Regions from separate parts of the Homo sapiens genome. Here all the other regions are linked to region 5. A link is a loop called in an ENCODE intact Hi-C map of the cell type or tissue named here. Cell type or tissue: mammary epithelial cell. All regions are shown on one strand. Each heading gives the region's core, and the rest is flanking DNA. Links, peaks and the distances in the headings are about the cores only. Region 1 overlaps TMEM9B (TMEM9 domain family member B). Region 2 has its middle 23 kb from the start of RIC3-DT. Region 3 overlaps LMO1 (LIM domain only 1). Region 4 overlaps LMO1 (LIM domain only 1). Region 5 overlaps STK33 (serine/threonine kinase 33). Region 6 has its middle 9.6 kb from the start of CASC23. Region 7 has its middle 65 kb from the start of LMO1.

Region 1 (4,409 bases), core at 207-4,206, 390 kb before region 5:
GACTGTGGCTTTTAAAAACTGTGTCTGTTAAAGTTTTAAATGAATGATTTTAGAATACTTGGTATTCTAAAGAGGATGCTTGGCAAAATGTATATGGTACAGTTTTTAAAAATATTGATGATAAACTGTCAACGCACTATACTGTTTCCATTTTGGTTACAGAATTTCGAGGATGTCAGATGTAAATGTATCTGCCCTCCCTATAAAGAAAATTCTGGGCATATTTATAATAAGAACATATCTCAGAAAGATTGGTAAGTATCTGGATTACTGAATTACCTGTCACATTTGTTTCTGTGGTTGTCAGTGTTATCCCAGAATGTTCATCAAATGCATAGTTTTCTTTTTAAGTATTTCATTTGAAGCAAAAATGTGAAATTCTACTTCCATTTGAAAAAGTGAGAGTGAGGCCCTACGTGCATGATGCCTGCAGGCCTAAAGGTATACAGCCAAAACACTAAGACCCATGTAGGCAGAGTTTCATGGGAGCATATGACTGGGTTTGTGGCACCTAAACTACCCATAGCTATCTTGCTGTACTCCCTCAAGTTTTGGTGAGGGACCTTTCTCCCTCTTGCTTTTCAGTGGAAGGTTAGCAAGCCTCGTTTGTCTGGGTTATAATTTTTACAACTTGTAGGTTTTGATGATGTATTGCCAAGTATGGGAAGCTATGTTTAAAAGTGTCAGAAGGCTCAAGAAGAAGTGGAAATGAGCTATGTAGTCAGAGTTTCCCATTTGGTGTAAATGAAGAAGTTACAGTTGTGCCAAGATATTGACCTGTTCAGTCCTTGGGCAGTCAGGCAGGCCTGTGATGACTGGGGGATCCTGACTGACTAGCCACCAGCAGCCTTCTCTGCTTATCCCAGCAGACCTGACAAATAGCTTTTTCTACGTGTGCCATGAAGCAGTTGGGATGCAGTTGTATTACAGCAGGATGAATGTGTTCCTTCCCATAGAATTGTGATGTTTTATGGTTTGTAACCACGGTGGAAGATGGATGGGATAGGAATTTAGGAAAAATAGTTCCAAATGGTAGGAGCTTTCACGTGTATCTGATTTCATAGCTAAATAGCCATCAAAGAGTTAGAAAGCAAGATTAAATTCATTCAGTTAACAGTATTCCAACCTGACTTTAAAAAAGAAAAGGCAGCCTTTGAGTATGTTTAGTTTCTCTGATGCCACTGTCTGTTCTTCCCTGATACGCATTTAGGTTCAGTCTCATATTTGTTAAGTGTGTTCTTGAGAACTTCTTGTGAACCTCTATGTTCCACTGTAAGTGGTGTCATATTAACCAAGCGATTTGGCCATATTCTTAAAGGTTTTATATCAGGAAGTTACTTTATATGATACAAGAATGTTCAGGCCGGGCACGGTGGCTCACGCCTGTAATCCCAGCACTCTGGGAGGCTGAGGCAGGCGGATCACCTGAGGTCAGGAGTTCGAGACCAGCCTGGCCAACAGAGTGAAACCCTGTCTCTACTAAAAATACAAAAAAAATTAGCCGGGCTTGGTGGCGGGTGCCTGTAATCCCAGCCACTCGGGAGGCCGAGGCAGGAGAATCGCTTGAACCCGGGAGGCAGAGCTTGCAGTGAGCCGAGATCGCGCCACTGCACTCCAGCCTGGGTGACAGAGCGAGACCCTAGCTCAAAAAAAAAAAAAAAGAATGTTCAAATAAATCTTTATGTTACTTCTATAAATTTTCCAAATTTATTCAGTGCTTACAGTTTATTCTGTTATCAGTAATGAAATGCAATGCCTGTCTTTTGAGTAGCAAATGAACTCACTATTCAAGTGGTTAGCACTAATCTTTTCACTAACTTTTCATTATTTCAGACTCAGACAGGACCATATGTCATTAACCCCTGGTTATTAGTAAAAATAGCTTTGGCTTTGAAAACAGTTGAGGCAGGACATGGTGGCTCACACCTGTAATCCCAGCACTTTGGGAGGCCAAGGCAGGTGGATCACTTGAGGCCAGGAGTTCAAGAACAGCCTGGCCAACATGGTGAAACCCCGACTCTACTAAAAATATAAAAATTAGCTGGGCATGGTGGCACACGCCTGTAATTCCAGCTACTCGGAAGGCTAAGGTAGAGAATCGCTTGAGCCGCAGAGGTAGAGGTTGCAGTGAGCTGAGATTGTGCCACTGCCCTCTAACCTGGGTGACAGAGCATGACTCTGTCTCAAAAAAAAAAAAAAAAAAAAAACAGAAACAAAGAAAATAAACAGTTGAGAATAAGGCTTGCTTGGGGTTTTTCTTCCCTCTCTCCCACTCTCCCTTGTTTCTTTTCTGCAGCTTAGCATTTTTCTAGGGATAAGTTCCCAGCTGGCACTGAAAAATTTTAACTGACTTTACGGGGCAGGCAAGTTATGATTCACCAGAATTATGGCTTTACGAGGCCTCCAGTATCTGTGAGGGCCTAGATATAGTTTTACCTTTTGTTTTCTGGGCCTTTCATTTTGTCCAGTTTTTATCTTTAAGTCTTCATTGACTTATGCTGGCTGACTTAAAACTTAAGAGTAGTTGGAGTGCTCTAGTTTGTGTTTGGGGTGATTTAAAGCTAATGATGTGTTACTTTTGGCACTAGGGGGAGGTGTTGCCTAGTTCCTTAAGTGGTTAACCTCTGACTAGGTCTAGCTCTGTTTGTAATGACTGGTCAGCCAAAATCAACCTTCCTGCTTTCTCTCCAGCTGGGCACAACTTTTGCACAGCACTCAAGTATCTTTTTGTTATTAAAATATATCCTTCAAAAGAAATACTCAATACTTACTTAGCACTTAAAATTCCCAAGTCATTCTTAGGTATTGTTGCCAAAGCTTCTGAAGCTGAAGTAGGAAACTAAATAGATCAGTTTCATTTTCCCGAGGTTCAGAGGTAAAGAACTGACGTAGGAAGCAGGAGTCCTGGATTCTGGTCCTTTCTGTTTTTTTTATTGCTAGAGTGCAGTGGCACGATCATAGCTCATTGCAGCCTTGATCTCCTAGGCTCCAGTGGTCCTCCAGCCTCAGCCTCCTGTGTAGCTGGGACTACAGGTGTGTACCATCAACCTGGCTAATTTTTATTTTTGTCGACACTGGGTCTCACTATGTTGCCCAGGCTGGTCTCAAGTTGGCTTCAAGTGATCCTCACATGTTGGCCTCCTAAAACTCTGGGATTATAGGGATAAGCCACCATGCGTGGCCTGATCCTTTTTCAAATATGATTTTACTCTGTGACCTTCTCTAAGCCTGAGGCTAGATGAGCTCTCTGATCCTCAGATAGATAACACCTGTTATGGGATATAGTTCCCTCTGCCCATTTTGTGCCTGCATCCAGTTGGGTACATGCCTGGTCTTCTGTATATTTGGAACAGATATCACACACTTTTATGGTGAGAGTTGTGGGGCCTTACCCGTATTTGAAATACCATCAGTGGAAATTTAATTTTTCATTACTACCTTTGTTAAAATTAAATTACCTGTTAAGAATAACCTGGGCCGGGTGCGGTGACTCATGCCTGTAATGCCAGCACTTTGGGAGGCCGAGGCAGGCACATCACCTGAAGTTGGGAGTTTGAGACCAGCCTGACCAACATGGAAAAACCCCATCTCTACTAAAAATACAAAATTAGTCGGGCATGGTAGCGCATGCCTGTAATCCCAGCTACTAGGGAGGCTGAGGCAGGAGAATCACTTGAACCCTGGAGGAAGAGGTTGTGTTGAGGAAGATCACACCATTGCACTCCAGCCTGGGCAACAAGAGTGAAACTCTGTCTCAAAAAAAAAAAAAAAGAATAACCTAACAACTTCTATCATATACCGTTTTGGTTATTTTTTCTAATGCCACAGTTTAGAGGGAACAGAACATGAAAATATGAATTTCTAGAAATTAACTTTTTTTTTTTTGAGACAGAGTCTCACTCTGTTGCCCAGGCTGAGTGCAATGGCGCGATCTCGGCTCACTACAACCTCTGCCTCCCAGGTTCAAGTGATTCTCCTGCCTCAGCCTCCTGAGTAGCTGGGATTACAGGCATGTGCCACCATGCCCAGATAATTTTTTGTATTTTTAGTAGAAATGGGGTTTCACCCTGTTGGTCAGGCAGGTCTTGAACTCCTGACCTCATGATCCAACCGCCTCGGCCTCCCAAAGTGCTGAGATTACAGGCGTGAGCCACCACACCCGGCCTTTTTTTTTTTTTTTTTTTTTGAGACGGAGTTTCGCTGTCATTGCCCAGGCTGGAGTGCAATGGCACGATCTCGGCTGACCGTAACCTCCACCTCCCAGGTTCAAGCGATTCTCAAGTCTCAGCCTCCTGAGTAGCTGGGATTACAGGCATGCACCACCATGCCTGGCTAATTTTTTTGTATTTTTAGTAGAGACGGGGTTTCTCCATGTTGGTCAGGCTGGTCTCGAACTCCCAACCTCAGGT
Region 2 (4,409 bases), core at 164-4,163, 370 kb after region 5:
CCATGAAGTCCTCTCTCCCACCTCAGGAAGGAATCTCTCTGCTCTCAGGCCTTGCTAACCCTCTCCCTTTAGGACCCAGTCATCCCAGAGCTGGAAGACCCTATAGAGATTACCCTGTCTCATTTGTAAATGAGGACCCAAAGTCACAGAGGCTGACCAAAGCAGAAAGCAGAAAGTGTAAGAATTGGAACCCTTAATTCCTGTCTCCTTCCTATTTGAAAAGGGCCCCAGCCAGCAGAGAGGGTCTATTAGGAAAACTGCGGTCAGTGAAAAATAGTGTGCATTCATTCATTCTGTTTTGATCAGTGATCGTGTGCCAAACCCTGTACTTAACAAGCTGAACTCACTGTGATTCCCTTAAATAATATAATCTTCAACATTCTCTTTGGACCAACCCAACCCAAGCCCAGAGCCTGGAGCCCAGAGCTCAGCTCAGAGCCAATGACAGAGCCCAAACCCAGATACCACAGGATACCAGTGACCCCAGAGGCCCCCAGAAAATTATCAATATGGGACACCCACCACGATCAGCCTTCTGTTTCCCATCTTGGCAGTGCAGGTGGAAAGCGTTCTTTTTCCTCAGCTGTAGTCCCAGAGATTTGGCCTCAGCTGGCCTGAGACCTGCTCTAGAATAAGGAGTCTGAGCTCAGTCAAGCCTTAAATCCAGTCACTAACCTTTCCTTTCCCCCCTACTGAGAGTATTTCTCAGGCAGTGTCCACCAAAACCAGAGCAGCTTCCATCCACTGGGGCTTGGCCAACACTCCCACCATCTTATGATGGAGGTACCATTAAAACTTTCATTTTACAGAAGAGGAAACTGGGGCTCACAGAAGAAATCATTAGCTCTGAGCCACGCAGATGGTAACTAGTGGAGTGGAGACAAGAAGCCATGTCTGACTCCACAGCCCAGGCCCTATTAGGCTGCTGAAGAAGAAAGGGCATCTGCAGGCCTCCTGAGGAGCAGTGCCTGGTGACTGTGCTGAAGGCAGCAGATGCTACAGCATCTCTGCCCAGGCCGGGGTCGCCATAGCGTCTGGGGTCCTGTCTGCTGCAATAGTGCTGGTGATTCAGTCCAAACCAGGCATCCTGAATCCCAGGCAGGACAGAGCTAGTTGGTGTCTGTGGAAGCTCTCATTTCAGGCTAGGGGGCCAGCCCAAGACCAGGGATGGTGGAGCCCAGGCTGTTTGCTGCTCTGGGTCCCCTCTTCAGGACACTGTAGTGGACATATGGGGTTTTGCCTTGAGAACAGGACTAAGTCAGTGAGGCTGAGCTGTAGGGGCCACTGGGAACAGGCTCAGAGCCCACATGACCCAATCCTTGCCGCAGGACCCTGGACACAGACTGCAGTGGACTTGGGAGAGCTGCCCAGAAGCTGCTTCAGCCTGAGAGCTGGGGCAACGCCGCTGGCAGGAGCTGGCTACACAGGGGCAGGCTTCTCAGTGGGAGGGTGCCCTGAGGGCCTGTGGCCAATCCCGACCCCTACCTAGACCCACGTGGAGCCTAAGCACTGGGCAGGGTGGGGTAGACCAGACTACTGGAAGAAGAAGGGACACCATGGCCCCAGCACTCCTGGATAAGCCTCCCCTTAGCAGCTCATGAGGGTAGTGGGTGATTCTTCAGGAGGATACATGACCCTTTATCTGATCATCCAGCTCTTTGGCAAGAAGGACAGTGATTTCCCTCCTATTCTCTAGCCTGCAGAATCGTCTGCTGGTGATCCCAGGAGTTTTCACCTTGGTTCCCATACACACACTGCCATCTGCTGGCAGGATGGAGGAGCAACCCAGAGGCTGCACTAAGTTCAGGCTCAAGCCAGAAGTCGTGTCCCTAGAAAAAACCATCTCCTGCTAGTTCCAGAGGATGCCCCAGCCTTCCTCTTGGCTTGCCTGCCTTCTGCTTCCTCTGGCCCCCTATGCCCTCTCTCACGTCCCCTGTGGATACCAATTTCTCTCTCTCGGGTTCCTCTTCCCCACCTCTCCACCTTAGACAGTTGCTTCCTGAGGGCACATTCAGTTCCAAGCACAGAGGTGCAGGTACAGAACAGGGGTTCACCACACAGTTCCTGAGGGCTGCAGCAGGAGGGCTTTGGGGCATGTGGGCCCTTGGGACAGGAGATGATACCTATGCCTTCTGTCATGCGCGGACCAGGAGAGAGAGGGCACAGGGTCCAACCCGTTGGAGGTCTGGAGGGAAGGTTACATGGAAGTGCTGCCGCCAATCTGCCTAAGGGCTGCAGGCCCAGAAACCAAGCCCATTCCAGGCTGCCCTGAAGTCTGGAGGAGTGTGTGTGCCTGCGTGCGTGTGTGTGTGTGTGCGCGCGCGTGTCCGCGCATGCCTCTGCCGCAAACTCTGGTAGCAAGTCAGAGCCACCTAGCAGAGCATCAGAGGTGGAAGAGCCCTGTATTAGTGCGTTCTCACGCTGCTAATAAGGACATACCTGAGCCTGGGTAATTTATAAAGAAAAGAGGTTTAATTGACTCACAGTTCAGCATGGCTTGGGAGGCCTCACAATCATGGTGGAAAGCAAATGAGGACAAAAGTCACATCTCACATGGCAGCAGGCAAGGAGAGATTGTGCTGGGGAACTCCCATTTATAAAACCATTGGATCTCATGAGATTTATTCACTACCATGAGAACAGTATGGGGGAACCACCCACATGATTCAATCATCTCCACCTGGCCCTGCCCTTGACACATGGGGATTATTACAATTCAAGGTAAGATTTGGGTGGGGACACAGCCAAACCATATCAAGCCCTTTGAGACCTCCCATCAGAACCTCCACTTTATGGATGAGAAAACTGAGGCTCAGAAATAGGGTGCATCACACTGACCCTTCTGATAAGATGGACTATGAAAGGACATTCCTGAAGGACTTAGAGGACATCTAGTCTAATCCCTTCACTTACAGATTGGGAAACCAGGGCCTGGAGGATAGCAGGAGGGAGGGATACTGATCTGTGTGAAGTTAAAATGCTAGTTAGTATCTGTTCTGTGCTTTTTCTGTGCACCAAACTGCCCCAGTGTGAAGAGGTCAGCTCCTAATGTAGAATCTGCTGAAGTCAGGAGGGCTTCAAGGTTAGGGTACAGAGGGTGGGCAGAGTGGCTGCTTCCAGTGAGGAGGAAGGCTGAGGCAGCAGCCACTAGCTGCCCTGTCCTGCCATGATGCTTCCACCATATCCCTTGCTGCGCAGAGCAAGGCCAAGGCAGGATGCTTATTTATTCTTGTGCTTTTATTTACTCATCTTTTATTCATTCACATCCTGTCGGTATATATTGTTTACATTATAAATCATATGTATTCCCACACTCCCTCTTATGGAAAAGGCCCAAGGATACAGATTGTTCTGAGGCTCTGAAAACGGCAGTGGTGGCAGCACTATGTCTCCATCCTCCCTGGGGCCTCCCAACAAGCTCCAAAATTCCCATATGCCAAGCTGAAAGCTGAGGCCACCTAGGCCGCAGGGCACCCACTCAGTGCAGCATGTGCATCTGACCTTCGGCAGAGGAAGCGTGAGACAGAGGAGGAATGAGAGAGGGTGGAGCTCTGCAGGGAAACCCAAGGATGGCATTTTCCTCGCAGCCCCTTCCTGAGCTGGCAAGTAGGGCTGGGTTGGGGAACCAGCTGCCTGAAACCATCTGAAGGGAGTAAGCAGTATCTAAGATAGTCTATAGGAAAGCCTCAAGCCAAAAAACAGAGAGACAGATTGCAAACACCAAGACCAAAGGAGAAGAAACAGATTTGTGAAGAAGAGATGGAGCCAAGAATTGGTAACCTAATGGGGCACGGCACTTGAGAAGAAGCAAGTCAGGAATAAATGCAGCAGGCCTAGGAGGGGCCTGGCAGATAGTTGCAGTTTGCATTTATAGACTGACTTAAGTAGGGTGGGAGGGCCTGGAGTTCTGGCCAGACTGAGATTTCAAAAGCTGGCCTAAGCAGATGTATCTTGCAGCTGTGAGAATGAACAAAAGGAACACACACACACACACACACACACAAACACACACACCACACACACACACACACACGCACACCCTTCACAAAGCTCCTTCTTCCCCTTTGGTCTTGGCATTTGCAATCCATCTCTCTGGTTCTTGGCTTGAGGCTTTCCTATAGATTAGCTTGGATTCCACTTACTCCCTTCAGATGGTTTCAGGCAGCTTGTGCCCCAGCCCAGCCCTATTTGCCAGCTCAGGAAGCAGGTGTGGGGGGGGAATAATATATATATATATAATATATATATACACACACTATATATATACATACATATATATACACTATATATATACACAATGTATATATACAATACACACACAATGTATATATACAATACACACACAATGTATATATACAATACACGCACAATGTATATATACAATACATGCACAATGTATATATACAATA
Region 3 (4,409 bases), core at 276-4,275, 320 kb after region 5:
ATGAAAATAATCTCCACAAAAATAAAAAAAAAATGGGGAAAGGTGAAGAAATGGTTTAACATGAATGAATAGAAAAGTGATCAAGGAATTAAATTGACTTAATGAAGCTCATTAAGAGTTACTTTCTTGATGAAAAATCCTCAGTTTTGGTATAATTTTTATCAAAATGTAGATGTTAAGGGCTAGCCCCTGCTGGTAGATGCTTAGTAAATATTTGTTGAGCGGATAATGAATGAATGAGTTTACAGGTGAAGGAGGTCAGGAGAGGATTGGAGAGAATCATAAGGATTCCTTTGTCTCAGAGAGAGGACAAGGAACCCCAAGTTCAAGACTGCAGAGGCCATTGTGACTGGAGCTTGGGGCATCATCAGTGAGGCTGCAGGGTGGTCAGGGTTGGCAGCGCTACATTGTGCAGAGCCTTGCAGGCCGTGGGTAGGAGTTCCAGTTTCTCCACATCCTTGGGGCACATGTGCAGGTTTGTTACATGTTACATGGGCATACTGCATGATGCTGAGGTTCGGGGTATGACAGATCCTATCACGCATCAGTGTCTGTTGTTCCCATCTTTATGTCCATGTGTACAACGAGACACCTTTGAATGGCTTTAGGTAGAAGCAAGACTCATGCTCAAATTTACATTTTATTAAGACCATTTGGTTTACTCTGTGGAGAGCAAATGGGAGGGGATAAAACTAGAGGCAGAGAAAGCAGCATATGATGGGGAGGGAGGGGTTCTTTTTCAGCTTTATAGATGGACCTCTCCTCATCCCTCTGGCTTCAGACGGCCCCACACTCCTGTCTGCCTCCCTTCAGTTTCGTCCAGAGCTCGCAGTCTGGGTCTGTGCAGGGTGAGGCAGGTGAGGGTCTGGGTTGGTCAGAGGAGGCAGTTGAGGTCTAGGAGAGAAACTGTGCTGAAGCTGTGGCCTTGGGAATGGGAGCTCATCTGAGGTCTACTGGTGGTCAAGATCCTGGCTGGAGCTGCTCAGCTCCCCGTAGCAGGGCTTGAACTTGTGGCCAGAGCTGGAGTTGAGCTCCAGGGAAGGTAGACCAGAGCCCCTGGCTGCAAGCCTGTCCTTGCCCAGCTTTGTCCCTGAGGCCCTTGCTTGCCCAGCCCAGCTTTGGCCTGAAGGCTTCCCTGACCCTTCACTTCCCCCTCTGCTGCTGTCAAGACTGGACCACAATCCTGGCTTTCTAGGCTCTGAGGGAGGGAGCCAAAGACTGTGGGCCTGAGGCAGGTAGGAGGACAGTAGGACTGGGAGGCAGCAAGTCTAGACCTATCCAGCCACCCATGGATCAGTCCCTGACTCCTCTGACCTCCTCTGATCTGTCTGTAAAGTGTTTCTTGGCCCTCCCACTCTGGGCCAGTGTTCTTTCTCCCGAATGGCTTTCATGAAAGCTGCTGATTCTGGGAAAGAGGCGTGGCTCACGGTCTCCCTACCCTTACCTATTTCTACTCCAGTCCACCCCCAGTTATATTCAACTAAGATCAGTCCAGAGAAGAGCAGAACTTGTCTGAGGCTGCAGAGCACCTCTGTGGAGTCTGGGAACTATGCCTAAGGTCTTGCCTCTGCAATGAGCTGTCCCTCAGGGGAGAGGTCTGTATAGTGGTCTGTCTGTAGACTCAGGTGTCTATGTGGTGCATGGGCACCACTCCTGCCTGGCTGCCCAGGGCCTGGAGACCCACCAGCCCACTCCATGCTGTCTCAAGGGCACACACTCTTCTCCCTGTGGTCCATACTACCAGGAATCCTGCCCTCCCTTCCATGGCAAAGGCTTCGGACTCACTCTTCCAAGGAGAGAGAACCCCCAAGAGCACCAGCTCAGATACATGCAGATGTGAAATCTTTAGAATTCTTTGAAATTGACGGCAGCGGCATGAGGGCCTGACCGCTTGCTGCAGGGGTAGCTGTCTTTTGACTTGGGAGGTAACAAGCATGGACTGTGGTCCTCTGACTGTGAGATCACGGGCAATCTTGCTCTACCACCCACTGCTGTGTGTTATTGGGCAAACCACTTAACTTTTCTGAGCCCTGGTCACGTAAGTTAAGACCCAGAACATCCTCCCTGCCCCCTGCACAGAACTCAAATGACAGAAAATGTTTTCATGTGTTTTGCCAGCCAGGCAGCACTGTGCCCACCCGAGGAGGTGTTGGTGAGAACACAGTGGCTACATAAAGGGAAGGTACTTGCAACATGTACTCCTGCCACCCCTTACCTTGAGAAGTCTTCTCATCCCTGGGCCTCATAGAACTTTGGGGGAGAAATTTAGAGAAGTTCCAAGGGTAGTTTCCCTAAGGGGCAGCTTCCCAAGACAGCATTTCATGTTGAATCCATGTAGACTCAGGGAACTGACCTAATGACTAGAAAACGAGCATGTGTCCACTTGCTTCAAGGCCCAGATAGTCCTTTCAAGTGACCAGACCTGTCCTGTCCCCTCCATAGGGCTCTCTCCATTGTGGGAGGATTGGAGGCTGGTCGCCTCTGCGGAGATGAGGCCTGAGCCGCTGTGACTACTCTCAGTCTATCCCTGCTCATTCCCAACTCTGGGGCAGGCAAATGCCCCTGCCCCAGTGTGGCCCCAGCTCCCCCTGCTGGCCAGGATGCTTCATCTTTTTGGGTTGTCCTCTCAGATTAGCTACAAAGGGTGCTGTCCCTAGTCTGGGCATGGTGCTCTCCCCCTTCAAAGGCAGCCTCGTTGCTTTCCTTCCTACCCTCGTGGACTGGATCTAAGCTGGCACATCCCTGTGCCAGGTGGGGCTCACAGGCCCTGGGAGAGGGCAGCATCCCTTACCCAACCCTGCCTGGGGGAGTCCTTACTATGATGCTATTCATTATGCATGTAGCATTATGCACATACTGTTATGTACTCGTGGTGTCCAAGGTAGGACAAGCTCAAGGTCCTGAAAGAGGGACCCCCCTGCCATGGGCATGCTCAGTTTGCAGGTAGGGCATAGTCCTTGAAGGATGCAGAAATTTCAACAAAGAGAGACCTGGGAAGACAAAATGAGAATGCAGTTGTGGAAGCAGATGGGCCAAGGAGAGTGATGGATCCAGTAAGGTTTGAGTTTCCTGGGGAGCAGGGCTGGAAAAGTGGATGGAGTCAGATTTCTGGATGTGGGGGTCTGGGGAAGGAGGTAAGGGGGTGCTCTGGAGCCCTTTCATCCCTTTCATCCCAGCAGGGGGATGAGGTGACCAGGGCCTGCCCCCTGTGAGGCTGGCCATGGGGCCTCCCAGGTCCCCCCACCTGGCAGCTTCTAGCTGCCACAGGTTATTTCCCCCGCTATGCTGACCCCAGGACTGAATATTTTATGAACTGGTTTCTCCTGTTCTCAAAGGAATATTTATTTGTTTTTGTTTGTTTTGTTTTATAATAGCTTTATTGATTTATCATTTGCATACCACAAAATTAACCTTTTTAAAATAGATACTTTAGTGGTTTTTGGTATATTCACAGAGTTATGCAGTCATCACCATTATCTAATTGAAAAACATTTTTATCACCTCAAAAAGAACCTTCAGCCCATTAGCAGTCACTCCCCATTCCTCCCTCCCTGGCAACCACTAAACTACTTTCTGTCTGTATAGCTTTGCCTATTCTGGACATTTCATATAAATGGAATCATGCAATATGTGGTTATTGTATCTGCCTTCTTTCTTGGCATAATGTTTGCAAGGTTCCTTCATGATGTAGCATATGTCAGTACTTCATTTCTTTTTGTGGCCAAATCATATTCCATTGTATGTATATACCATGTTTTATTTATTCGTTTGTCAATTGATGGACATTTGGGTTGTTTCTGTTTTTTGGCTGTTGTGAGTAATGCTGCTAGGAACGTTCATGTACAAATTTTTGTTAAGACCTATATTTTCATTTTTCTTGGGGATATACTTAGGAGGGGAGTTGCTGGGTGATATGGTTTCGATGTTTGTCCCCTCCAAATCTCATGTTGAAATGAGATTCCCAGTGTTGCAGGTGGGGACAGGTGGGAGGTGATTGGATCACGGGGATGGCTCCCTCATGAATGGCTTAGCACTATCCGCTTGGTGATGAGTGAGTTCTTGTTCAGTTCACTCAAAATCTTGTTGTTTAAAAGAGTGTGGCACCTCCCCCATCTCCCTTGCTCCCAGTCTCACCATGTGACTTGCTTTTTCCCCTTCCTCTTCTGTCATGATTGGAAGCTTCCTGAGGACTCACCAGGAGCAGAGGCTGGAACCATGCTTGTACAACCTACAGAACTGTGAGCCAGTTAAACCTCTTTTCTTTACAAATTACCCAGCCTCAGCTATGTCTTTATAGCAACACAAGAAAGATTAACACACTGAGTCATATGAAAACTCTGTGTTTGGGGATATTTGTTTTTAAATTCAAATGAATAGTACATGAGTGTTTAGGAGAGAAGCCATCCTTG
Region 4 (4,409 bases), core at 144-4,143, 340 kb after region 5:
TAGTGAACACTACCTAGGTGGTTGCTTAGTGAGTTGTGACTGAGAATTTACAACAGGTTTCACAACTACCCCATAAAGGGTGTGTTTCAGGCTTTGTTTTACAGATGAGGTAAATGAGGCTCAGAGAGACTCACTGACTTGCCTGAGGGCACACAACCCAAGATTCAGTCTGCCCCTGAAATTCAGGCTTGCTCAGGGCCCAGCCTAGGATTCTCTTGGTGGCTCCAGGGCTTGAGGACCCTTGTGGGAGCCTGGGAGGGGGCCTTGGGATGGGCAGTGGCAGCCAACTCCTGACCCCCTACACACCCTCCCTGGAAGGGGATGTGCTGATTTATTGGCAGCCTGATCTCTGGGCAGAATCTAGATGCTGCCCTCAGTGCTCTTATCCTATTGCCTGAGCCCACCTGCTGAGCCCACAAGTTGGAGTATGGGAAGGACCCTGGATGGAGGCAACTCCTTTCCCCCTGCCCACCCAGCTTCCCAGAATGCTGCTGAGTCCTCTGCGCCCTTCCCTCGGCAGGCTCTTTGGCACCACAGGGAACTGTGCTGCTTGCAGCAAGCTGATCCCAGCCTTCGAGATGGTGATGCGGGCCCGGGACAACGTGTATCACCTCGACTGCTTCGCCTGCCAGCTCTGCAACCAGAGGTCAGTGCTGGACTGGCCGACCCAACACACTCCCCAGACGCCAGCCTGAGGCCTGCTGGGATGGGCCAGGAGCACGGCGGAGGCGTGCACGCAAATGCGGGTTGCGTGTGTGTATGTGGTGGTGCGTGCAGGTTATGAGCGTGCATGTGCTTTATGTGTTTTATGTGTGTGTAAGCTCGGTAGCCAAATGTGTGCACTTTAATATTGGGTGTGCACATCTGTGTGGCACATTTCTGTGTGAATATAATGAAGGCGTGCATGAGTTTACTGTGTATGCATAGTTGAGTGTGCATGTGCATGCATGTGTATTTGGAAATGTACAAGTGGGCACATGTGCATGATGGAATTAATATGCATTTGTACATGTGTTTTTAAATGTCTGGGGGTGTATGTGTATGTGCAACGTGCATGCATGATGAGGTGAGTATGCATGTGTGTATACATATTTTATTTTTTGAGATAGTCTCACTCTGTTGCCCAGGCTGGGGTGCAGTGGTGTGATCTCACAATCTTGGCTCACGGCAACCTCTGCCTCCCGGGTTCAAGTGATTCTCCTGCCTCAACCTCCCAAGTAGCTGGGACTACAGGCGTGTGCCACCACGCCTGGCTAATTTTTATTTTTATTTTTATTTTTATATTTTTAGTAGAGACGGGGTTTCACCATGTTGGCCAGGCTGGTCTTGAACTCCTGATCTCAGGTTATCTGCCCACCTCAGCCTCCCAGATTGCTGGGATTACAGGTGTGAGCCACCGCGCCCAGCCTGTATACGTGTTTGAAACGTGCATGTGCATGGGATAACGTATCCTCCCACCCCCGTACCCAGTGTATAGTATGTGCATGTGTGTGCATGTATGTTCCAGTGAGAAGGGGTTCCCAAATCTGGAGGGCAAAGTCCCCTCAGGGAGTGGCCACTCTCTCCTCACCCAGCCCTTGTGATTCTGGTTCCAGCCCAGCCTATTTTCTGGTCTCTTGGCCCCAACTCTGTGCCCTAGCCCTGTGGGAGTCCCTGGGGACCTAAGGAGCCAGAGCCCTTCAGCCCTGGCTGGGGCCTAGCACCAGAAGGCAGGCGCTCTTCTCAGGAGCCCCCAGGTCAGGTAGGAACGCATACAAGTGCTCCCTGAAGTGAGGTTCAGAGGGACCTACAGGGAACGCTGGTCTGGCTGGGGGCTCTGGCCGGACCTGCTGTTAGGAGGGCTCAGTGAACTTACAGCGCCACCTGGTGGTTGAACTGGGATCTGCTGGAACTAGGCCAGCGATCTTGGGGTCTCACTAAAGGCTTCACCCACCCTGGGGACATCTTTAGGGAAAGGACCGGAATCTTCCCTTACTTGGGGAGGACTAGGAGACCAATGAAGGGCCTTCCTTCGGTAGGAGAGGAGATAGTGGAACGGGGTTACCTCCTAGAAGGATGCTCTAGGTAACTTATCAATTTTGTTTAGAGGAAGAATGCCCTGTACTGAGCCATCCTCTTAAATTGGGGAGAGGGATAGACGGATGGAAAAAACAACCATTTTATCCCTCCTTCCTTACCCATCTCTGCCTTTTTTTTTTTTTTTTTTTTTTTTTTTTGAGATGGAGTCTTACTCTGTCGCCCAGGTTGGAGTGTGGTGGCGTGATCTCGGCTCACTGCAACTTCCGCCTCCTGGGTTCAAGCAATCCTCTGCCTCAGCCTCCCGAGTAGATGGGATTACAGATGCCCACCAGCTAAATTTTTTTGTATTTTTAGTAGAGATGGGGTTTCACCACCTTGGCCAGGCTGGTCTTAAACTCCTGACTTCGTGATCCACCCACCTCAGCCTCCCAAAGTGTTGGGATTACAGGTGTGAGCCACCACACCCGGCCCCATCTCTGCCTTTCTCCATCTGTCTCCCCACTTGGTCTTTTTCTGTTTGTGCTTTCCCTTTCTCCCTCTCTGGGACTGGGGTAGGCTGTTCCTGCACCTCTCCACCAACCCCCCTAACCCTACACTCACCAACACAGGAGACCTGACTATGGAAGCCTGTGGCCCAACTGTCTGTCTGTCCTACCACCTCAGGCTACAGGGCCTGGCCAAGGTTGGGGCTGGCCTGGGGGAATTGCCCAGGTGTGCTGTGGGGACTTTTGGCAGTTCCCTCTGGAAGGTTCAAGGAACAAACTCCCCCCACCACCTCCCACATAGCTCACCTCATAGGCCAGGCCGGCTTCTGTCTGCAGCCCCCCCCTTACCCACTGGGACCTTCCCATGGCTTCTCTCTCTCGCTTGGATTTTCTAGATTTTGTGTGGGAGACAAATTCTTCCTGAAGAACAACATGATCTTGTGTCAGATGGACTATGAGGAAGGGCAGCTCAATGGCACCTTTGAATCCCAAGTTCAGTAACGCCCGGCGCCTGGCCTCCAGGCCCGTCTGTCCATCTGCCCGCCTGCCCACCTGCCTGGCCGGCCAGCCAGCCACTCTACCAGTGCAGGCTGGCCAGCCGCTCTCCTGCCACATTAGAACTTCTCCGTCCTCGATGGGAGGGATGGCCCTTCCTCCTCCACCACCGCCCGTCTGTGTGTGACCCCTCCTGGGGCCAGGCCGGGCCTGTACAGTCTGTCTTCTGTATATAAATGGGAACATTTATTTTATGAGAAATGTAATGCGATTTTATTACTGGCGTGGATTAAACTTATGAATGTTTCCGGGAGGTTACTCTGCGTTGTTCACATGACTGACACAGACCTGGGGCCCCTCCCCTCTGCCTCTCAAGGGCAGGGCACAGAGCAGGGTAGGGGCCTCCAGCATGTGCTGTTGCTGGGCAGGGGAGCAAAAGGCTGGCTTTAGGGGAAGAAGCTGGGAGGAAGGAGACAACTCAGAGCCTCCAGCCCCAGCCAGAGGTGAGACCTGGGGTATCTTCCCTCTGGGAGAGCACACACTCTGGCCCTGAGTAGGTCCCTAAGAAGAGGGGCAAGATGAAGCCTTCCCTACCCTGTGTTCCATCCCCTCTGTTGAGACCCCAGACTGACTGCACAGATGGGGACCCAGCTCTGACCTTTTCCCCAGTAGGACCACAAATCTTGTGTCCTCTGCCATGGGAGCACCATGCTGAAACCTCTCTTCCCTTTTAGGGTGACAGACAGCACTTGTTGTCTCTGCCCAGCAGCTGGGGCCCAGCTTTCTGCTCTTCTGAGTGAGCAAGAAAAATCCTGTTTCCTTTCGACTCAGCCCATGCAGTCTGGAGGCATCCATTTATTCAGTCAGCAAACCTCAATAGACTCTGTGTCTCAATCCCATGCTGCAACCGGGGGTGTCCTGGAGCAAATCAGATGTGAGGATGAATCATAGATCAGACACCGTCCCTGCCCTTGGGGAGCTTGCTGTGGGGATGGAAAGCAGAAGCCATGTTGCGGGGAAAGCCAGGAAAACAAAGCACATCATTGTGAGGACGGAATGCTATGCGGAGACCTGGGACAGGCCAGTTCCCTCTGGGGGACACAAGGCCATTTGTGATGACTTAAGAAAGTCATAGATGGACAAGTCAATGGACATACGGTCAGACAGACATGTGCTGCAGGCAGGAAGGATGGACACACAAGTAGACAAGTGTGTAGGCAGAGACAGGCAGGAGAGGTGGAGGTGGTCAAGCCCCATCACTCAGCTCCAGCCAGAACTGCAGCAGACAGGCAGACACCAGGGCGTTTTCCACCTCCCCCGCCGAGCTAGATTTACTCAAGGCAGCAGGGATGCTGTCTTGGTCTTGGCTGCAGCCACAGTGCCAAGCACAAAGCCTGGAACTGTAAAGAT
Region 5 (4,409 bases), core at 174-4,173:
TTGAATTGCTTTGCCAGCCTTGTCAAAAATCAGTTGACTTCTGTTTTCATTGATTTGTCTATTCTTATACCAATACCAAAGTGTCTTGATTACTGTGGCTTGATAGTGAGTCTTAAAACAAGGTAGTGTGAGTCTTCCAATTTTGTTATTTTTCAAGATTGTTCTGGCTTTTCTGGGACCTTTGCCTTTACTGATGCATGCTAGTATCACTTTGCCAATTTCTATAAACTGTGCAGCCAGATTGAGAATCATAGAATAAACCTTGGTAAATTCATGCCTTGTGATGTTTTTAAGAAGTCATTTTGGGGACCTTCTCCAGATAATATTCCTTGGGAGCACTGGGCTTTATTCTATTTGAATGTCTATGTCTTATAACTCCTAAAAAGGAAATTTATACTATACATACTTTTCCTTAGGTCTTTGCCTAGGTACATAGTTTCCTTGTCATCTTTAGTGTCTTTGGTGGAACTGAATTGTTACTGTTCCAATCTTAATAATATAAATGTTGCTTTAGTACAAGAAAAATAAGAAGGTAATATAGCACATAATCCATTAAGGTCTGTCTACAAAGGATATGTAAGGGAATAAGACTTTTTCTCTGTAGTATCAGAATCAATCTTCCTTCTGCTGCATTATATTTCCTAGACAGTTATTAGGGAAATGTTCAGGGCCACAGTTTTATGGAACTGTACTTAGTGAAGTATCAAATACTATAATAAATAGCTTTCTTGCTTTTATATTTCCAGATAAACTCAAGCTTTCAAAAAACTTCAAACGTCTAATTTTTGCTGTTATCTTGAAATACATGCTTTAATAGCACCACACTTATTGATGACTTTTAATAGCAGAGCGAATTATGTTACAATATGTCTGATGCTTTCTAGAAGTTGTCTGACCATACTGTGGTATTCATTTTTGTAATTGTTTTTGAGTTGTGGTTTTACATATATAATTCATTATCCACGATTTATGATCCCAGTTACATAAATCAGTTCTTTTTAGTCTCTTGTAGTAAATACATGTAAATGTTATGAATAATACTTTGGAGGAACTTTTATGCCATTTTAATGAGTTCATGTTTACATTGAATAACTGAATTGCAACTTGGAGTGTTCCCAGAATAGAAAATGTGAATTACTAAAATGAATTTGGGTACTTCAGGACTGTGATGGAAGGAACTAAGAACTGTATTTTATTTAGTGATCATATTGTTTTATGATAAAAACAAGCTATTTTTCTCTGGATGGCAATTATTTTGTACTAAGGAAGTACCTTGGAATTATAGACCATCTTTCAATTTTATGCACATTCCTGTAAGCTGAAAATAATTGCTGATTTGGATTTTCCTTGGAAAAAGAGGTGGAGACTATATTATTAACTTTGTAGGGAGGCATTTTTTAGTCATTAGTCAGATATATTGCTGTAGAAGCCGTTGAATATTGTTTTTAAAAGTTCAGAATCTTGTAATATAAGCCCAAAGAATAAGTTAATTATAGAAAAGTGCTACATTGTATGACTCAGATAATCTGAGACTGATGACTAATTTAGTGTGTAGCTAGGTGCTAAATGTAAAAGGAGTTCAAAGCCTGGAAAGACCCACATGGACTGGAGCTGTTAGTTTGTTTTTGGTTTAAAGGATAGAATCTGGTGTTATTCATCATGCCCATATTGGGACAATGAAAAGACTTCCCAGTATTTCCTACAAAAGGTTACCCAGGTGTAGTTATGTGCTTCTGATTTTCCCCGTTCCTCTGTTTATATAGGCATAGCTCATATATTTTGGGAAATGGGAGGAATAGCTGTATTGGTGCTATATTGGTTTGTTATAGCCAATCCCTAAAGAAATGTGTTCCTGTAAAGACTCTTTTGTTTTTCTTTATATTCTCTGAAATTATTATTTGCCTCCAGCCATAATTTCTTGCAGCCACAAATAGTAATAACTAATAATATTATAGCACTGAACTGTGTACCTTACTGTGTTCTAGATATGTTTCATATTTTGACTAATTTGATCTTCATGATAACCCCATGTGGTAGGTAATATTCACTTTTTCATTTTACAGATGGGGAGCCAGATAAACGTTACATAACTAGAAAGTGGCAGAGGTGAGCTCTGAACCAGAGTCTCTACTGTTAACCCTAGTCTATGCTTGAATTGACTTAAGAAGTAAATTTTATTAGTAATGTTTTAAACATTGTTATTATTATTATTATTTTGAGACAGGGTCTCACTCTGTCACCCAGGCTGGAATGCAATGGCTCGATCTTGGATCACTGCAACCTCTACCTCCTGGGCTCAAGCAGTCCTCCCACCTCAGCCTCCCGAGTAGCTGGGACCACAGGCACACACAACCACCCCAGCTAATTTTTTAGTATTTTCAGTAGAGTTGGGGTTTCACCATGTTGCCCAGGCTTGTCTCAAACCCTCCCACAGTGCTAGGATTACAGGCATGAGCCGCCACGCCCAGCCTTAAACATTATTTTAACAATGTCATAGGTTCGACAGTTATAACTGTATTAAAGTCCTGAGAAGCTCACTCAGTAATTTAAAAAATTTCCACTAGAGGTCAGTCTATCACTTGGCAATATAAATATTTGCTGCTTTCTTAGTGCAAAATTTCATTTACTAAATTAAAGAAGTATGCTGTGGAAGAGACTTGGGTAGCAGAATAGATTTTGAATTGGAAACATAATAAAAAGTCATCTTTATAGTAGTAAAAGCATGTATGACTATTACAAGATGCAATATTGGTTCAATTGACTGTTTGCAGAATTTAGTCAAGATATCCTATGAGATGCTATCTGGCACAGGAAAGGCTAATGACCCTGATCTTTAGTTGTTGCCTCTAAATGAACCACACATTAAACATTAGACCAATTTTGTGTTACTAGTACTTCAGATTCTTTTTCTTGACTCATTTAATTTAGTCAAGGACTTAAAATATACCTGGAGAGTAATGAAATAGTGAAAATATTGAGTGTTTACTAAGAGATATTCTGATAATTTTAAGACAATGTGGGTCTAAGATTGTTTAAAAAGTAGCCTAGAGGCTTTTATTTCTCAACTCTCACGTTTTGGAGATAACAAGGAGTTGAATTAAGATGCAGAAACTGAGGGTCTATTTAGAAGCTGCATTTTGAGGTAACTTCTTTGCTTGTAAATGCAGTCATATTTTGGAAGGATAAAATATAATTAATTAACTAGAGTCTTAACTTGGAAGGATTAAATATAGTTGGAGAGTCTAGCATGGTCCTGAGTATAAAGTTATTAATCAGTTGACCAATGATGTTATTTATATGTAAATAATGATTTTGGCTTCTGTAGGTTAAATAAAGCCTTTTAGGCAGCCTTCAAACTAACTGAAACAATCTGACTTGACTTCAGATTTGTCACACTGGAAATGAATGGCAACATGCGGAACAGGCCAGGACAGGGAGGGAAGTTACACAGGAGGGATGGGTCGGCAGAGTTTGTAAGTTTGGATGGGTAATAACTTAACCCAGGGGATTGTTGGTGGAGGAACGAGGGAGTCCTGTAGCTAGAGATAGGCAGAAGCAGACAGGATATTTGGGTTCTAGGTAAGCAAGGTGCATCTAAGACCTAAGAAGTCTTCAGAGGCAGCAGAGACGAACAAATGAACGTGAAGGTGAGAGTTAATGATTTCTAATGGTACCTATCCCTTACTGTGTACTTATTTATGTGCCAGGCACTGTGCTAAGAGCTTTATGTACATTATCTCTTTTTCTCCTTATCATAATCTTGTGAGGTAGGTTCTAATCCCTTTTCACAGACAAGATGACTGAGGCTGAATGAGTTTCAATAACTTGCCTTCAGTCGTAGAACTTGTAAATGGCAGAACTGATATTTGAACTCGGGGCTTATGACTCCGGCTGTGAAACTCTGTTATCGGATGCAGAAGGTATTTCTTTTTTTGCCCCAGTTTTATGCTGCCTGCAATGTAGAGATGGCCATAGGCTTATATCCAATGGGAAATTAACCCCATGGGTAAACCCCAATTACAACAAAAGCAGAGAGTTACAACTTCCAGGGAGATGGGGGTTGGTATTTTTGTTAAAAATGTGAAGTTTTTTAACCTTTGACTATAAATCATGGTGAAAAACCTATATCCTCCATGTAGCGCTGATTAGATGGTGGCGAATCCATCTCCTGTACTTTCACTACTTTGTTATTTTTTTTTCCTCTTTTCTAAAATCCACTAATTATCTTACTAGGTGTTCTCTCTGTTGGCTTGGTTTCTCATAAATGACACTCCCGGAGATGCCCTCTCAAGGGCTTTCTAGAGTCATAATAGGAAGAGTAGTGGGCAAACCTAAAAGGAAGTTTAGGGATCACTAATTTGGTCTGTCAGTGTACTTTTGTCACTTTATTTTTACACCTGCAGGCAGCA
Region 6 (4,409 bases), core at 291-4,290, 560 kb after region 5:
CCTTGCAGAAACTGTGCTTCCCATTTCTGCAGCAGGCTTCATTGCAACAGAGGTCCTGATTCTCAGGAAGAAATCTTCCACTGGTTAACATGAGAAGTTTTCCATTGACTCTATTGCTGGGTCACTTTGGGCTCCTCCTGCGAGTGGACCATCAGATAAGAAAAGTTACCATATTGGAGCTGGCAATCAACCCCCATTCTGAGAAGCTAAAGTGGCTGTTGCATAATGAGGCAGGGAGGATTCATCTGAAACTTGGTCGCTGGAGTGTCTTTTGGTGCCTTCATGCTGAGGGATAATGGTGCATAGCCAACCACAGCCAACAAAGTAGGGTAGTGGCAAGACAGTCAAGGGCCCAGGCCCTCAGGAAGAGCAGCCCAGACCAACTTTAGTGTTGACCAGGCATGAAAGAAATCTGGAATTGGTGGGTTGGAGGGGGAGCGGGGAGATGATGAATATTAATTGTGGCTGAGGACCAGCTGCCACAGGCGACTATAGTTTATTCCACTAATTCTACTCCTGAAAGTCCCTTTTCTTTTTTTAAGAGCTTGCATACTCGTAAAGAGTCCACACTCTAAAAGAGTCAGTGATAGTGTGGACTTGCTGTGGGGGAGGAGCAGATCTGAGCAGTGTAAGGGGGGTACCCTCTCTAACACTGGGGGTGCCTCCTTGATTTCAGCACTGTGGCGGTGGACAGCCCCACACGCAGGGCTCACATCGCACCTCAATCTCTCTTAATTAGCTAGGGAAGGATGCAGCCCTACTGTAGTTGTAGCCTCTAAATATGAGGAAGTTAGCCAGCCTCCCAGGAGAATTCTTCAGCCAGTGGGGTAACAGGCTAAATTCCCCAGCCTTCCAGTCCCTCAGTGGGAGAATTCTGAGGGGTATGTCACATGGCTCCTTGGAGGTTCCTCAGTGGGACTGAGTCCCTGTTGCTGCAGAAATAACCAGCTTGATACCTTCAGTTGCATTAAGTTCTTCCCATCCTAGTCTCCATTTGCTTTTACTTCTAAGATCATATTATGGGTTAGTTTTGTCCCCCTTAAAAGATATGTTGAAGTCCTGGCTGGGCGCGGTGGCTCATGCCTATAATCCCAGCACTTTGGGAGGCTGAGGCGGGCGGATCACCTGAGGTTGGGAGTTTGAGACCAGCCTGACCAACATGGAGAAACCCCATCCCTACTAAAAACACAAGAAATTAGCCAGGCATGGTGACACATGCCTGTAATCCCAGCTACTCAGGAGGCTGAGCCAGGAGAATCGCTTGAACCCAGGAGGCAGAGGTTGTGGTGAGCTGAGATTGTGCCATTGCACTCCAGCCTGGGCAACAAGAGTGAAACTCCATCTCAAAAAAATAAATAGATAAAATAAAAAAAAATAAAGGCTTTGGGGGCAGTATCAAAGACCGTTCCTTGATCTCAGACTTCTAGCCTCCAAGACTGAAAAAATAGATTTCTGTTGTCTTAAGCCACCAAATTTATGATACAACAGCCCCCTCTTATTCATGGTTTTATCCATGGTTTTGCTTTCTGCAGTTTCAGTTACATGCAGTACAGTACAGTTATTTTGAGAGGCTGGGGGGGGGGGAGAAAGAGAGACACTACATCCACATAACTTTTATTACAGTATATTGTTATAATTGTTCTGTTTTATATTAGTTATTGTTGTTAATGTCTTACTGTGCCTAATTTATAAATTAAACTTTATCATAGGTATGTATGTTTATGAAAAAACACAGTATATATAGAGTTCGATACCATCCATGGCTTCAGGTATCCACTGGGGGTCTTGGAATGTATCCCGCATGGATAAGGGTGAACTGTTGTACTTATTATGGTAACCATAGGAATCAAATGCAGATCACCTCACACGTAAACTATTTTTCCCCAAGTCTTTGCCACATGTTCTGTTGCAAGGGGACCCAAACTATGTCCTCCCTCCAGCTGAATTTTTATATCTAAATCTGGGGCTCCCATTGTCAGCTAACCATTACCTCTGTCTATCCCTTGCACTTCCAATCAACAAAGCAATTTTACTGGGACCATTGGACAGGATCCTATCTTGTACCTCTCACTTCTCTAACCTCCAGAATTTGGCAAGAGTCCCTCACTTTCCTGTCCAGAACTCTAGTACCATGTGGAAAGTCCAGGTTCTCTTATAAGCATCACCCTTTCCCTGGAAGGAAAGCTCCAGGAACCTCATTTTGGTTGTCAGGTCCTGAGCTAGGGTTTCTCCTGGGCAACAGCAGCTCCAGAATTTCTGTATAGAGGGGTTTGCAGATTATAATCTGATTGGAAGGGGAGTGGGCCATAGATTTACTTGAAACTGTGTTATCAAACCAAGTTTAGAAATACTATGTGTTTATTTGGAGTGATTTTGGGGGTGGGGATAGAGGAAGATGGTTTGGTTTCATCACTCTGTGGCTCAAAGGTGGCCAAGGGAAGCAGCTCCAAAAGCTTTGGTCACTTTTTTGGCACCATCCTGACCTCTCCAAAGCAGAAGGTGCTTTCTCTGGGCAGGCCCTCAGAAAACAGCTCAGGAACTAAGGGAATGCCACTGGCAACCTTTGGCCTTTAAGTGGTGTAAGGGTGTCCTCTAGTGGCCATGACTCAGAAAGCCTCTGGCATAGAGCAATGCTCCTGAGACTGGTGGCCTGTTATAGTTGGGACCAACATTGTGGGACAGAGACCATTATAAAATTGATGACCATCATCATGGGACAAAACTTAAGCAAAGTACTGGAAGACCCTAATGAGACAGAAAATACCTTCACAGGACTGACAGACAAGATGGATCAGACAAACTATTGTGGGACAAACATCTAATTCACAGCTTAGATCATCGCCATAGGCAACTGCTTGCCTTCTGGGAGACTTCGCTGGTGATAAGGGGAATAAGGGGGACAAACAAATGGAATTTTGTCAGCTTGCAAGTACTTGCATTACTGAGCATGCATGGATTCCTAGACTCTGCAACGAGAAGCAAGTCAGTGCTGGCAATTAGATTTCTATCTTAAACAACCTGGGTTCTCTTTGAACACTCCTGGAAATGCTGACTATATCTAGTATGTGGGGAAAATGCTAATTTCTTCATCAGATATGCTCAGAACCTGAAGTCACAGTTATAGGCTGCACCAAGTAAACTTTCAGTAAGAACTGATTCCTCGATGTTCTAAGGAGAGTGGAGTGAAGCTTGTTGGGGTTGAGTCTGGCTGTTGTTGGCAGCTCTGTGGGTGCTGGGAGGGGAAATAGTCTATCTGGGATGGATGGGGCAGAACCAGGTAAGACACCAGTGCCCTGCTGAAGCCCTTGTCTCATTACACTGTCCTGTGTCAGGGCAGGGAAGACTCAGTTTACCTGTTCAATCCTTCTTGCCAGAGCAAGAATCCAGCAAGACCCCCACACTTGCTTCCCTTCATGGGTCCAAAGATCTCTGTGGGCCACATTCTTCCCAGCTTTATAGCTTTCTGGTCCTTGCTAGAAACCCTCTGTACTGGCCTCCCAGGACTCTCCTGACCCATGAGACTCTAAATAATTCTCTCTCTTAGGATTCCAGCAGAGGTCAAGGCCTCACTTGCCTTCAAGCAGCCCACAGGCTCAGGAGTGGCCATAGATTGTGGGTGGGAAAAAGGAAGTGCGATCAGGTTCCCACGTCCCTAGAATCTCGTTTACTCTTCAAAAGTTAATTTGATTGAGTTCATTTTCATGAGGGCTCTGGCTTGGGCAATGGAGGAGTTGGGGAGGTTTATGGTATGGGCCTTGGAGGGCAAAAAGTGGAATAATATTGTCTCTGGTCCCTTCTCAGTTTCCCATGCCCTCCGTCCGTAGTGTCTGAATCCTGTGGAAAGGGGGCATGCAGAGCCACAGGTGCATTTTCCTGATGGTCTCCTTCAAACCCAGAAGTTGAGCAGCACGACATGGGCTTCCCAGGACACAAAGTATGACACACAGCAGGGAAGAGAGATTGACCTAAAGAAGCAGAAACTCAGACATTTATGTCTGCACACAGTTGTCGACCATGGAAGATATCTATTAGCACAAAATCAGAAAGAACCCATATGCCCAACACTAAAAAATCACTTAAGTAAATCATAGTTTACCCGTATAACAGGAACCTATAAAACTATTTAAAATAAGGTTTTTGAAGATTTAATGACCTGGATAATAATCATTCTAAAATGTTTAGTTTAAAAAAAGCCAAAATAGAAAATTCAAAACACTGTTTTAAAAAAAGTTGTTTGTAGAGAAAAGGGATTGGCACAACATGTTAACAATAATGATCGTTGAGGGCAAATTTGAATTATTTCTATTTTTTTCTTTCTCTTTTTTCTATATTTTCCAATCCTTAAAGATAAATGTTACTCATAACAATAAAAATATCATTGTTCAAAAAAGGAGACTGAGATTTTTGTG
Region 7 (4,409 bases), core at 182-4,181, 240 kb after region 5:
AGCGTTCTGGTGGTCCAGCAGATGTCCTAGACCTATATCTAGTGGCTACTAGTGCCCAGCATCCAACCTTGGTACCAGCTCCCACTCCCAATAAGGTCAGGCTGAGGTGCAGATTCCTAGACAGAGGGATTCTCCTGATAGGGGCCAGTCCTGGAGAACCTGTTGGGTCTTGAGGCCATACGCTGAAGTGTCCCATGCTCTGTGAGAGATGGGGGAATGGAGGACAGAGAGAGGGCAGTGGACACAGGGCATTGACTCAGGTTTGGGGAAGACTCCAAAGAGCATGGGGCTGACCCAGTAAACACCTGCCGTGTGCCAAGCACTGTGCCTGGCACTTCGCCCACGGTATTTCACGGAAGTCTCCCAGTAGCCCTGCAGGGTAGGAATTACTGTCTTCATTGAACTGAACTATGATGGAGACTGAGAAAGGTTAAGTAACTTGCCCAAGGTCACCCCGCTAATAAGGAGCACAGCCAGATTTCAAGTCGGCTCTATCTGGTTTTACAGGGTCCATGATGCCATGGTGCCAGAGAGGGGCGGGTGGGGAGGAGGGACGGAGGAAGAGTGGGAAGGAAGGTGAGAACTTAGATCACATACCCGAGAGAGCACCGATGGTGGCCCTTCTCCAGCTCGGCAGAGCAGGGCACGCCAGGAAGTCACACTCGGAGCTGGAGGGCACTGGGTCAGTCTGGCTCACGGCCAGATGGGGATTCTTAAGAAAGAAAAAAAAAAAAAGAAAGAAAGAATGCAAACTTTAGCAGCTGCAGATGGGGATTCTTAAGAGAAGTAGAGACCCAACCTGTGGGAGGTGGGAGGGTGGAGGCAGGAGGCAGGGGGCTGCGGGGATTGACCTCCTCACTTCTGGGTTGCCACTCGAAGCTTGCTCCGGGCAACGACCCTGCTGCTTCCCAGAGGGAAACTGTAGCCCACAGACCAGGAGAGAAGCCAAAGCACCTGCTCCACGTCCACATCACCCCAGGCTTCTAGCCCCCAGGGGCTTCATCAGTGCTTCAGTGCTCTCTCCCATCCCCCACTCCCCATGTCCCTCGTGATCCGAACTCCTAGGGCTCCGTGTCCCACAGGTCACCACTTCCTGCGTCTCGGGTTCCCACGTCCTATGGCCCGTCCTGGGAGCGGAAGGGTTACGGCTTCTGCTACTGAGTGGAGGCTGCTGTTCCCCAGCGTTAAGCAGCTTTAGTGTCTCCTACCCCAGCCCTGATTTAAAATTCATAAATGCTAATCCTTCATAATTTACGGTTTAAAAGCAGCCCCACTCACAGGCCCCGTGGCTACAGCTCTGTCAGAGTAATTATGCCGCCAAGCTGAAATTGGACTACTAACTGAGATATTAAACTGGGGGGGGGGGAAATCCTCGCGCTGGCAGCCGACCCAATTATTCCAAATAAGCAAACAGATTAGTGAGTAATTTTCCAGTTAAATTTGGTGATTGGTGCCAGAATTGTATGTTAAATATTCAGAAGTAAATAGATTAAAGATGAAATGTGCCCCCCTCCCTTTTTCCAGGCTTAATTTACTGTGTGTATTAAAATTTTTTCATGAGGAGAAAAAAAGTGAAAAATGATAATTAAAAAAAATCCAAATAAACCCCTCTGGGCCTCCTGGTGTAGCATGGCAGAGGCCAGGCCCTCCAGCCTCCTTGACTTCCTAGCGCTCCAGGGCAGGGCCAGCTACCTCCCCTGGACCCAAACTCCAACCCTCCCCAGGGGAGAGGCAAAGAGGATGTAAGATTCTGGGAACCTGGATGGGCTGGGGACCTCCCGGCCCCTGTGCGCTGGGGTTGTATTTCTTTACAAAGAGAAATCCCAAATCTATTAGCCCTAAAGTCAGACAGAGCTGAGAAAATGCAGGCAGGGGTGGAGGGAAGAGAGGCAGTTCTCGAGTGGGCACTCGAGGCCCCCGGGGTGCTGGGCTCCTCCTGGCACAGAGTGCTGCCTGGTTCTCAGTGACCAAGTGCCCAGGGCTAGGACCCAGGCCACCGGACACCAGCATGCCGTCCTGGCCTGGCTGTAGCCGCTGGTCTGCCGTCCTGGGGTGGGGGTGCTGAACAGTGGCTGTCCCCAGCACACTTGCCTGGCCAGGCTTTGCCACTGCTCACCCTCCTACAGTCCTTCCCACCTCCCGCTTAGGTTCTCTGCAGCGGCTCAGCTGCAGCAGTGCCTCTGACAGGGAGAGGCCGGTGAGTCACCTCCCCCACAAGCAAGTGTAAAAACGGAGGCCCGGAGAGGCCATTGGATTGTCCCAATTCAGGGACACAAATGAATCATCGGCTGCTCAGCCTGTGCTCTCTCTGCCGCCCCCTAGAGGACCTGGGCTTCTGGCACAGGCTCACCCTGGGCAGGTGGGCAGAGCCACACAGGAACAGGGGCAGAACAGGGAAGGAAGACTTGTGCCAGGCCAGGAGTGAGCAGAGAGGATGGGGAGGGGGTGGGGGGCACACCTAGGCCCAGCCTAGGAAGAAGATATGGGGAAAAGGGACTGCGGGTGGTGAGGGGCAGGTGAGGCCGATAGGCTCTAGGAAGGGCCTGGCACCAACCTTGGACACAGCCTCCTCCAGGGCAGCCCCTCATCCTCCCTTTGTCTCAGGGATCCCCTTCTTGTCAGTTCCAAATCACAAAGCACTGAGAATGTGGATGGAAGGGGAGATGAGAAATACGAGGAGTGGCGTCACCCTCTCCAGGGACCCCACTTCCCTGTCTTTCAGAGGCATCTCTGTGGCCCCAGCCATGCTGAGAGGACTCCCTGTCCTCTTGGGGTTGCAGAGAGCTCTCTTCTTCTCCTTTAGCCTCTGAGTGGCATGCCTGAGGGACAGGGGACGGTTCCAACCACCCCTTCCCAGCCTGGACATGCTGCACCTGTAATCCTAGGAAAGCCTCGCCCGGGCCACCAGGACAGCACCTCATGTAAACCCAAGACATGCAGGCAGGCCTCTGAGCCCACAGATCAGTCACAGGAAGATAGTGTGGGCAGACAGAAAGGGCATGTTTGTCCTGTCCTTGGTACCTGTCCAGCTCAGCCTTCTCTGAACCACTAGGCTACTGGTTCTCAAACAGGGCATATGAGAACCGCCTGAGACTCTTTCACAAAATGCATACAACCCCTACCCCCTCACACACATGTGGAATCCCCTATGGGTTATTAACCAGCTTACACAATGCAGTGAGGATTGCCACTCCTAGACTAATGACTTGCAGGTTTTAAAAAGTGGCCAAACCCTTTTTCAAAACAAATCTTTTGTATAAGCCCATTATGCAAAGCAGATAACAGCTTGGGGTAAGTGTCTTTATTTGCCACTCCCCTTCCCTTTCCCCACATTCTGAGTCATCTCAGGGGTTGGGGGAACCCCTAGAATTCTGCCAGAGAGCAGCTGCCCAGCACTAGGAAGCCAAGCCTCTAGTTTGTGGTCCCTGGATTGGTTCCTCCCAAGTAGCCTCCTTTATCAGTGGCTCCAGTGAGCCGAATGTGCTGTCGTGTCCTGGGTTGGCAAGGGATTGGAGGCAGAGCCAAGCCCATCCAAGTGCCGCTGAGGACAGCTGCTAAGGCCAGGAGGGCTGGTCCAGCTGGTGGTCAGCTATGGCCCCACTCTCTTTCTCAGAAAGTTTACAACCAACTTCTCTGAGAGTTCCCAAAAAGAGTGGCCAGTTAGGATTAGAGAGTGAATGGGCCTTAGCCTGAGATCCGTACCCTTCTAGTCATCCTTTCTGCAAGTAGAAGCCTTCCCTGGCTTCTTTCCTTTGGGACCAAAGCAACAAAGTCCTTCTCAGGCCTTCGGGAAGATGGGAAGGGGAAGAGGGGCCTGGGTCCTTGTCTTTACATCTTGGGATCCGACCAGGGTCCAGGGGACCCAAGGTATGCAGACACCTCAGGTTTTATTTTTTCTTTCTCTAGGAAAAAAGTTCCCAAATAAAACAATATTACTGAAAACATTTACTGAGCACCTGCTGTGTGTGGCCAGCATGGGGGACACGGCACTCTGACTTACTCATTGTCCCTCCCATTTGCAGACGCCCCCAGGTGTACCTGGTAACTTTTTTGACTGAGAGAAAAAGTTCCCACTTCGTTCCACAAGTGCCTGGCTCAGCTGAGTCCTGGCCTGTCCCCACCTGTCGTAGTGAACAGAGCCACATAGAAACAGGCCCTCCATTTCTGCCTCCTCACTGATCTGTTCTGGATTCACTATGAACACCATTTGACTTGGAAAACTACAGGTTATCCCTTCACTAACCTCCAGTAGTTGTTGTTGCTGGTTTTAAACTGCTTTCTATTTAAGACTTTCCAAAAGGACCAAACTTTGTTTCCCGTGAGGATTTAAACATCAGATAACAACCAAATGCATCAGAACACAGCTGGTGAACAGAGGTAGCAAGTGGCTACTGGACCAGGTGCTGTGA

Evidence for each region. Hi-C counts contacts between places; a loop is a spot of excess contacts. Peaks named below come from ENCODE experiments on the same cell type or tissue, not always from the same donor. Only the 100,000 strongest peaks of a DNase experiment are listed, where the experiment ranks them.
Region 1: a loop joins it to region 5, with 11 times the contacts of the local background. A loop is called at or near these places in 4 of 110 quality-filtered maps.
Region 2: a loop joins it to region 5, with 13 times the contacts of the local background. A loop is called at or near these places in 35 of 110 quality-filtered maps.
Region 3: a loop joins it to region 5, with 8 times the contacts of the local background. A loop is called at or near these places in 6 of 110 quality-filtered maps.
Region 4: it touches region 5 in a loop (15-fold over the local background); 99 of 110 quality-filtered maps call a loop at or near these places.
Region 6: it touches region 5 in a loop (22-fold over the local background); 14 of 110 quality-filtered maps call a loop at or near these places.
Region 7: a loop joins it to region 5, with 8 times the contacts of the local background. A loop is called at or near these places in 67 of 110 quality-filtered maps.

Annotation. Positions count from the first base shown.
Region 1 is chr11:8,957,937-8,962,345 of GRCh38, reverse strand. It overlaps TMEM9B (TMEM9 domain family member B), which reads left to right. Exons shown (of 5, transcript NM_020644.3): 2 at 163-254. Among named protein-coding and RNA genes, the nearest start is that of TMEM9B, 4.3 kb to the left of the region's middle. In mammary epithelial cell, for the core only: a CTCF peak has its summit at 2,596 (motif pointing right); a DNase peak (open chromatin) is centred at 2,595; H3K27ac peaks cover 628 bases.
Region 2 is chr11:8,190,101-8,194,509 of GRCh38, reverse strand. No RefSeq gene overlaps it. Among named protein-coding and RNA genes, the nearest start is that of RIC3-DT, 23 kb to the right of the region's middle. RefSeq lists enhancers at 774-1,344, 1,521-1,570, 1,614-1,908. In mammary epithelial cell, for the core only: a CTCF peak has its summit at 1,769 (motif pointing left); a DNase peak (open chromatin) is centred at 1,749.
Region 3 is chr11:8,245,669-8,250,077 of GRCh38, reverse strand. All of the region lies in intron 1 of LMO1 (LIM domain only 1), which reads left to right. Among named protein-coding and RNA genes, the nearest start is that of LMO1, 16 kb to the left of the region's middle. In mammary epithelial cell, for the core only: a CTCF peak has its summit at 2,582 (motif pointing left); no DNase peak of the experiment used is centred there.
Region 4 is chr11:8,223,212-8,227,620 of GRCh38, reverse strand. LMO1 (LIM domain only 1) reads left to right here. Exons shown (of 4, transcript NM_002315.3): 3 at 521-646; 4 at 2,900-3,312. The coding sequence ends at 3,005. Among named protein-coding and RNA genes, the nearest start is that of LMO1, 38 kb to the left of the region's middle. RefSeq lists an enhancer at 1-473. In mammary epithelial cell, for the core only: a CTCF peak has its summit at 1,871 (motif pointing left); a DNase peak (open chromatin) is centred at 3,890; H3K27ac peaks cover 421 bases.
Region 5 is chr11:8,564,948-8,569,356 of GRCh38, reverse strand. The region is part of intron 1 of STK33 (serine/threonine kinase 33); the gene reads left to right. Among named protein-coding and RNA genes, the nearest start is that of STK33, 27 kb to the left of the region's middle. RefSeq lists an enhancer at 2,361-2,440. In mammary epithelial cell, for the core only: a CTCF peak has its summit at 2,556 (motif pointing right); DNase peaks (open chromatin) are centred at 1,586 and 2,496; H3K27ac peaks cover 366 bases.
Region 6 is chr11:8,004,750-8,009,158 of GRCh38, reverse strand. No RefSeq gene overlaps it. Among named protein-coding and RNA genes, the nearest start is that of CASC23, 9.6 kb to the left of the region's middle. In mammary epithelial cell, for the core only: a CTCF peak has its summit at 2,593 (motif pointing left); a DNase peak (open chromatin) is centred at 2,588.
Region 7 is chr11:8,326,858-8,331,266 of GRCh38, reverse strand. No RefSeq gene overlaps it. Among named protein-coding and RNA genes, the nearest start is that of LMO1, 65 kb to the right of the region's middle. RefSeq lists an enhancer at 2,171-2,465. In mammary epithelial cell, for the core only: a CTCF peak has its summit at 2,318 (motif pointing left); a DNase peak (open chromatin) is centred at 2,246.